2 separate regions of the Homo sapiens genome follow, and region 2 is linked to region 1. Evidence: chromatin contacts called from ENCODE Hi-C or POLR2A ChIA-PET data. All regions are on one chromosome and are shown on one strand. Each heading gives the region's core, a stretch centred on a gene start or an enhancer-like site at or near the end of the contact. The rest is flanking DNA. Distances are from core to core; before and after follow the strand shown. Region 1 overlaps LINC02625 (long intergenic non-protein coding RNA 2625). Region 2 holds the start of EGR2 (early growth response 2).

Region 1 (3,682 bases), core at 622-3,121:
TAAAGGGGGAAAAATTCCCTGGATTTCAAAAATTGCCACCAGGTCACAGCAATACTTAATTAACTGAATACATTATGGGAGGGTTATAACATAGATGCTAAAAAAAGAGGGCGGGGTGGGGGGGAGTAGTCAAATTCATTTAATCCTGTGTTCTTTGCTTACAGATTAGCCTTTCAGAATGAGCAACCTGATTTTTTTTTTTTTTAAAAGGATCCATTTACCTTCCAGAGCTTTTCATAGCAAAACATTTTGCATGGTTGCAAAAGAAATTAATTTGTTGCCAGTTGCTCCACACTGGCAGGAATTCTGAATAAAGAATGTAAGCAATCTATCTTTGTTTGCAAGATATAATTAATCTGGCAGTTAAAATTCTTTGGAAACATTCTGATGACTTATGTGGAAAAGTAGCGCAGCATTTTCAAAGAAAACTCAGAACTGTATGCCGGGGAAGATAAAAGATATATGAAGTGTTTGTTCTAAGCGATACTATTCATTTAAAGATCATAATGTAACCCCACCCTAGCAATTATTGTGAAAAACAAGACAAATCTCCATCTATAGCTTTCTGACACAGTCTTGATTTGAGAAACAAAATAAGCACATTACTGTTATAGTCTAATAGACTGCAAGCTGTTTTATTAGAGTCAGCTGAATCCTGTTTTGCATAAAAAAGAACTCTGTTTGCTATCAAGAACACATTTACATTAATATGACTTTGACAAAGTAAAATAAAATCGCATTAAGATGATGTAAGTAGATAAGACAATGAAATCTCTGTGAGAGAGTTTTGGCACACACTAATTACAGTCAAGTCCCTGCAGAAAAAGAACATATTTTTACACCAACTATCCATGTGTTTGAAAATGTAGAGAGCCCAAAATGCAATCCTTGGTTTAGGTATTTCCTGAATACATTGTATTTCTGTGCTTCTGAGATAGGGTTTTTTTTTTTTCTTTAAAGGAGGCTGCCCGATAAATAATACTTTCATTTACAATAATACAAGCAAGTTTCTTTCTGAATACTAGCCTGTAATCATCCTGATTATTTTAAGGGACTTTCCAATACAGGGCAGCTGAAAACAACGTTTTAGATTACATGGTAATTTAGGAATGCATGAAAAGCTAAGCAGTTACCATAATAGGGTTCTGGATAAACTTCATGCTTTTTAGAGCAAAACATAACAACATATGTTTTGTGATTTGTTTCAATGATTTTTCTATATTTTTTTTGTTCAGGTTCTATCAAAATATTTGGAGGCCTCATCTGCGTACAGCATTTTTATAACCTTATTTTGAAAACTTTGATGTCTCTCTTTTTAGTTCAGTCATTAAAAGAAAGGCAATGATGGATGATGATAATGCCTCGGATTTTATGACTAATCAGTTCTTGGCAGTGGCCATATTTCTTCCGTAGTGAAACTTTAATACTCCTTTGGCCTTGCATAGGCTTAACAACAACAAAAAAATTTTTTGGAACTGTGTTACACCGGCTACTTATTAAGTATTAGCAAACAGTTATTATACAAAAGTTAGCACTCTGATTTAACACCTGACAAAATGGAGCAACCAGGAAAGATGATTTCTTCTCTTTTCTGGATTCTCACAAATTTTAGGTGCCTTGCTATTGTGTTTTTTTTCCCCCATGTTTTACATACAGGAATACGGAGAAAAGCTATTCAGATGGTAGAAATATTGAGGGGGAAAAAGTCTTGTAGGGGTGAGTTGGGCTGCCATTTGCATTTTTTCTTCCTGAACCGTCTTTTTGATGACACAATTTTTATGAAAAGCCTGATTTTCTGCCCCGAGTCTTAATGTATTGTTCTTGAAGTTGCAACAACAAACACCAGGTGTCTCCACTTAGCTGAGCTACAGGTTCTGAAAAGGAAGGCCACTTTGCCAGGAAAAGTTGAAGCTACCTTCCTTTTCCCTCCCTAGTGCTCCTGGCCGTGGCCTAGACAAGGCCAGAGGGCTGGCTGTGAGTAGGGGAGTGGAGTTTATTCTTTCATGAGTGCTCAGTTTAAAGCCTATTGACTCAGATTTGTAAGGGAACCTGATTTTTGTGTGGAAGTCATGAAGACTGGCATCCGTGGAAATACTGATACCAGTGAATTAGGCAGCTGTGGCCTGTATTGCATGCCTGTTCTACTCTGGTGGGGACCTGCCATCTTGGTTGGCAAGAAGCCCTTCCTGGGTGGATGGGGGCCTTCTTCTTTTAGGATAGCCAACTCCATGGGGACCTTCTGGCTGAGAACAACCAGATCAGAGACCCACAACCTAATGTGCTGGCTTCTTCTCTACCAGGGGCTGATGTCCCAAATCCCAAGTTGCTATTTCCATGAGCATATATTCTTCAACAAATAATCAGTTAATCTCTACTGTGTGCCAGGTACTGTCCTAAGCAGTGAAAAAACTAGAAAAACCTGCTCTCATAGAGCTTGCGTTAACATATGTCCCTTCCATTTGATGCCTGGGGTAAAAATCAATTCTGGTGTTTCTTAAAATGTGTTTTGTGGCATTCCAAGGATGGTAATAAGTATTGTGCTGAGAAATGTTTTCATATTTCATTATGCTCTGGAACTGCTGGGTTAAAAAGTGTCTAGATGCAAAACTCCTTAGTAACCTCTATATGCTAATTTGCATAGTCCCTTTCTAAGAGATGTCTTATTTCTCAAATATATTTGGCTAAGGAATAATTTTTTAAAAAATAAAAACATTCTCCAAGCCAATTTTTAAAAAACAAAATATGTCATTATTATCCTAGAGAAATATTCCAAACATTTTATTCTGTTACTCAAACACTACCTTCATAATTCTTATCCTGTCAGTTGGTCATCCTCATTATTTTTAAACCTAGAAATTACGCTGGATGTTTAAGTGAATGTTCTGAGGAATATACTTTGGGAAAAATTGCTTTGAGTAGTAGACATTCAAAGATTGGAAGATTTGGAAGCTAGAAGGAGGTAAAGAGGTTGGGGCTTAGAGGCCACCTGTAAGAGGAAAGAGATGTTTGCCCCTAAAAACGTGACTGTTGAAGCTGTGCTGGTATCCTTGCAGAAGAAAACTCTGTTCTCCATCAGTTTCTGAGCAGCCATCAAACAACTATTTTGGAAGACGGGAAAGCTAAGACATATGGGTTCCAGTCCCAGCTCTGTTTTTAACTAGCTGGGCAATCTTGGGGGTAATTTACTTACCTTTCGGTCTTAAATCTAATGCCCAATAAGTGTCGAATATACATTAAGCCACTTAATCATCAAACAGTTCTCTGAGGTAGATCATGCATCTACAATATTCCTTATAGGGAAGGAATTAGAGTAACAGATTAAGGAACTTGCCCAAGTTACACAGCTAGGAAATGATGGGCCCAATAATATTGGATGATGATCTTGAATCAGATCACTTCAAAATCTAACATTGTATGATTATAGAAGGGTGACTTTTGCTATGTTTCATATCTATTGTGATTGGCAGTCAATCCTCTAAGCAGAAATCGTTCATTAGTCAACAGAAGTACTGAGCATGTATTCTGTGTCAGACACTAGCCAAGGCCCTGACACTAGCCAAGGCCCTGGGGAATTTACGGGGAAGAAGGCAAAGTCCCTGCCCTCAGGACTTTACAGTCTAGTAGAGGGTGGAGCACAAGTAAACATGCATTCTACCTTTATAGCTAAAACATTATTATTACT
Region 2 (4,157 bases), core at 614-3,113, 980 kb before region 1:
CCTGACCGCGGTGCGCTGGGCCCGGCGAGAGCTGGCGCACGGCTGCAGCGGTCGAGGCAGGTGAGCGGCTGAAGACCCGCCTGCAGCGCCGCGCTTCCTCCACGGCGTGGCGCCGTGGCTCCCGCCCGCCCCGGCCCACACTAAGCTAGGGCCGCTCCGGGCCCGGGGTGAAAAAGGGACAGGACAGGCCTGCGAGGCTGACCCTGCGCGTTATCCCTGGCCTCCGCGGCTTTGGAGCGGGAAAGGGCTCTGGGGCAGTTCGCAACCTGCACAAACGACCATGAATGAGTCATGCAGGCGGCGGTGCGCTGGACTTGGGCACCCGGGACCAGCCTCCTGTGGGGCCCCGGACAGGCCCGGCTATCCATTGCGGGCTGGGGCGCACTGGGAGGTAGAAGCTTTGCGCCCAGCAAGCCAGAACCTGCTGCTATTTGGACTTTGGAAAAGTTTTTAAAAATTGCTTTGGGAACGAAACAGAAGGGTTTCTACCGGGGTCTCGCAAAGTAAAACGAGTGGGTTGGGGGATGGGGATGGCGTCTTGAAAGTGATTAGAGATGCTTTCGGCCGTCACTGAGGACCGCGCTGGGCTCACCGAGGTGTTTTTTGGGGAGGGAGAGAAAATATTTATTCTAGTACGTGTATTCTGGCTCGGGTGCGGGCAGGGCGCGGTCCTGGATCCTGGGCTATGGGGGTCAGGGGGATTCTGTGGCTGCAGGGACCGGTAGTGAAGGTTAGGCCAGTGTCTTCATAGAACCTCCTGTCCAGCGAGCCCGGAGCCCGCTCTGCCGCCGGGACACTGCTGGCAACGACGGCGCGCGGACGCAGTCAACAGGGAGGTGTGTAGTGTAAGGTGTGTGAGCGGGTGTGTGAAGAGGGCAGCGGGGGCGGGAGTGTGTAGCGGAAGTGGAGCGAGTGTGAGTGTGTGTGTATGTGTGTCTGGAGGGGCAGGGTGAGTGTCCAAGCTTCCATCTGGACGCCCCCACGCAGCCGACCGCCCAGACGCGCCGGGAAGGGCGCCCGCTCCGCGCAGCAGCTGAAGGGGGGCGGGGAGCGCGCGGGCAGAGGAAGGAGGGTGTCTCCGGCTGAGGATTTCTCTCGAAGCTCCCCACAGTAATTCTGCTCCTCCTAGGGTTTACCCTCCCAGTCCCAAGGTGCCCAAAATACTTAAACAAACAAACAACCCAAACCTGTTCCGTTTTCGCTCCTGTATAAATAGAACAGACTTTCCAAAAAAGCAATACGCATTCACTCTTATCACCAGCCACTTCTTTCCACCAAGTAATTCAGAAAAAAGCAGTCAGCTTCCGTGAATGCATGTAGCTTTTTTTTTCTTCGCTGCCTCCTTTTGCTTGCGGTTTTGAGCTGCCAAGAAAGTGAGTAGGGGTTTGACTGTAGTGTCTCGGCTCCGCTCGGTTTCTTTCCGAAGTTTAATTTTCCGGAATGGCTCCCAAACAAGGGCTAGGGAGGCGGAGCCGCCGGCACCGGATCTTCGCCTTTTTTGGAAAGTCCCAGAGAACCGGAATTCCTCCCCGCCCCGGGAGGCTGAGCCGCAGCCTGGAGCAGCTCGCTCTCCTGCTGTGGCTGTGACTGGGTCCATGGCGCGCCCTCTCCCCCGCGATCCCTGCGCCCCGGACCCAGGCTGCAGCTAGGGCCGCGCGCCCGGGACCCCAGCGATCCCCGCCGCCTGCGAGCTGGAAGTCGCGAGCCCGGCGGAGTCCGCGCGGCCGAGCCCGTGTATGCAAATCAGCCATGTGACGGCAAAAGCCGCCTGGCCCAGCCCTGTTCCTCAGTCCATATATGGGCAGCGACGTCACGGGTATTGAAGACCTGCCCATAAATACTTAGAGCAACACTTTCCGTCTAACTGAGCGAGGAGCAATTGATTAATAGCTCGGCGAGGGGACTCACTGACTGTTATAATAACACTACACCAGCAACTCCTGGCTTCCCAGCAGCCGGAACACAGACAGGAGAGAGTCAGTGGCAAATAGACATTTTTCTTATTTCTTAAAAAACAGCAACTTGTTTGCTACTTTTATTTCTGTTGATTTTTTTTTCTTGGTGTGTGTGGTGGTTGTTTTTAAGTGTGGAGGGCAAAAGGAGATACCATCCCAGGCTCAGTCCAACCCCTCTCCAAAACGGCTTTTCTGACACTCCAGGTAGCGAGGGAGTTGGGTCTCCAGGTTGTGCGAGGAGCAAATGATGACCGCCAAGGCCGTAGACAAAATCCCAGTAACTCTCAGTGGTTTTGTGCACCAGCTGTCTGACAACATCTACCCGGTGGAGGACCTCGCCGCCACGTCGGTGACCATCTTTCCCAATGCCGAACTGGGAGGCCCCTTTGACCAGATGAACGGAGTGGCCGGAGGTAAGCCGCGTGTCTTCGCAGGCCCGGACCTGCGCGGCCCGGAGGTGGTGGATGGGGTGCAGTGGGTGTGCGGGAATCGCAGGAGAGGATTGGGGCTCCAGGTGGACGGTGCTGACTGCACTGGCTTTGAAGACTGGAAGTGGGTGCAGGAGGAACCTGCGACAGCTGAGACCAGGGCGCGCGGGCAGATGCGCCAGGTCGCCAGCAAACCGGCGTGCGTGCGCCCCGGCGCGCCCAGCCCCGGGCGAGCGCAGGGATGGGGGTGGAAGAGGCGTCCCCCCGGGTTTCGAGGCTTGCGTAGGCCCTCTGGCCGGCAGCACTTCGACCTCCCCTCTCCCGGGGCAGGGGCAAAGTGACGGTAAAGTTCGGGGCTCTCGGGGAGAGCTGCGCGCCTGGAGAGCCGAGCGGCGGAGAAGCGCCAGGGGAAAGCGTCGGTAGCTCCCTCCTGGGCAGAGCCGACCCCGGGAAAATCTCGGAGCGCTCCCTTCTTGCGGCCTGGAGGCGCGCCCCCACCTGCCCGCCGCCCGCGAAGTTGAGGGGGTTAGTAAGGCGGGGGCTCCGGCCGGCGGAGGCAGCGAGTGGGTGGTGGAGGAGGGCGCGCAACGGCGGGAAGCAGCCCCCGGACTGCCGAGGGAGGCCCGCGGGGGCACCGGCGACGCCGGTTTCCTTGGCGATGCTGTGGAAAGTCGTCTCTCGCGGCCCCCGCGCCTTCCTCGAGGCCGGGCCACTGGCCTTGGGCTGAGGCGGGGACGCGCGGCTGTCGGGAAAGGCGGAGAAGATTGGGAGGGCACGGAAACCTACGGACTCCTTCCTCTACATCCCCCATTCGCTCCAGCAGCCCTCGGCTGAAGCGCAGCGGGAGAGGGAGGGAGAAAAAGGCACAAGGCGCCGGGGATGGGGAGCAGCCGGGAAATCACCCACCCCCTTCTCGGGCTCTCCTCTCGGTTTGGCACCATCACGGCACTGACTGGGATAGGTCGATTCTTGGGTGGTGTTTGTCTTGGTGCCTCAGCCGTGGAACCCCCAGGCAAAAAAGAGGGAGAAAAGCTCCGGGCGGATGAGGCTTTTTAAAATATTGTTGTTGCTATTATTGGGTGTTTTTTATTGGGGACTAGAGCCACAGATGGCTGGGGGTGGAGGGGAGTTGGGAAAAGCTCATTCTGCTTTTTTGGAGGTAGTTCTTGAGTTCCATACTGTCAATGGGTTGCCACAGTTGGGCTGGCCTCTTCTTACAGTCTGTGGGCCTCAATTTCCCCACCTTTTGGACTTTGCCACAGCTCTACAGTGCTGAGACTCTCGGCCTTGGAAATGGACCTATGTGAGCGGGGGTGAGAAGGGAGTCCTGGCTGTATTTTCATTGTTCCACCTCCATTCTGCCTTTCCCCTCCCCAGATGGCATGATCAACATTGACATGACTGGAGAGAAGAGGTCGTTGGATCTCCCATATCCCAGCAGCTTTGCTCCCGTCTCTGCACCTAGAAACCAGACCTTCACTTACATGGGCAAGTTCTCCATTGACCCTCAGTACCCTGGTGCCAGCTGCTACCCAGAAGGCATAATCAATATTGTGAGTGCAGGCATCTTGCAAGGGGTCACTTCCCCAGCTTCAACCACAGCCTCATCCAGCGTCACCTCTGCCTCCCCCAACCCACTGGCCACAGGACCCCTGGGTGTGTGCACCATGTCCCAGACCCAGCCTGACCTGGACCACCTGTACTCTCCGCCACCGCCTCCTCCTCCTTATTCTGGCTGTGCAGGAGACCTCTACCAGGACCCTTCTGCGTTCCT

Evidence for each region. A loop is a pair of places that touch in the nucleus more often than their neighbours do. ChIA-PET counts read pairs that join two places held with the same protein, here RNA polymerase II (POLR2A).
Region 2: a loop to region 1 is called in a map of Caco-2, with 5 times the contacts of the local background. The contact joins the promoter of EGR2 here to the enhancer-like site in region 1. A Hi-C loop is called at or near these places in 1 of 168 maps with a recorded cell type or tissue (Caco-2). POLR2A ChIA-PET finds 5 or more read pairs at or near these places in 1 of 52 experiments (AG04449).

What each region holds. Positions count from the first base shown.
Region 1 is chr10:61,833,465-61,837,146 of GRCh38, reverse strand. All of the region lies in intron 2 of LINC02625 (long intergenic non-protein coding RNA 2625), which reads left to right. Among named protein-coding and RNA genes, the nearest start is that of LINC02625, 33 kb to the left of the region's middle. Within about 2 kb of position 1,871, at least 11 of the 41 ENCODE cell types and tissues checked have a DNase peak (open chromatin) inside an H3K27ac peak, as active enhancers do.
Region 2 is chr10:62,814,072-62,818,228 of GRCh38, reverse strand. EGR2 (early growth response 2) reads left to right here and starts at 1,863. Exons shown (of 2, transcript NM_000399.5): 1 at 1,863-2,368; 2 at 3,761-4,157. The coding sequence starts at 2,200. RefSeq lists silencers at 1-132, 1,043-1,122, 1,413-1,842, 2,863-2,952 and enhancers at 213-382, 20-1,017.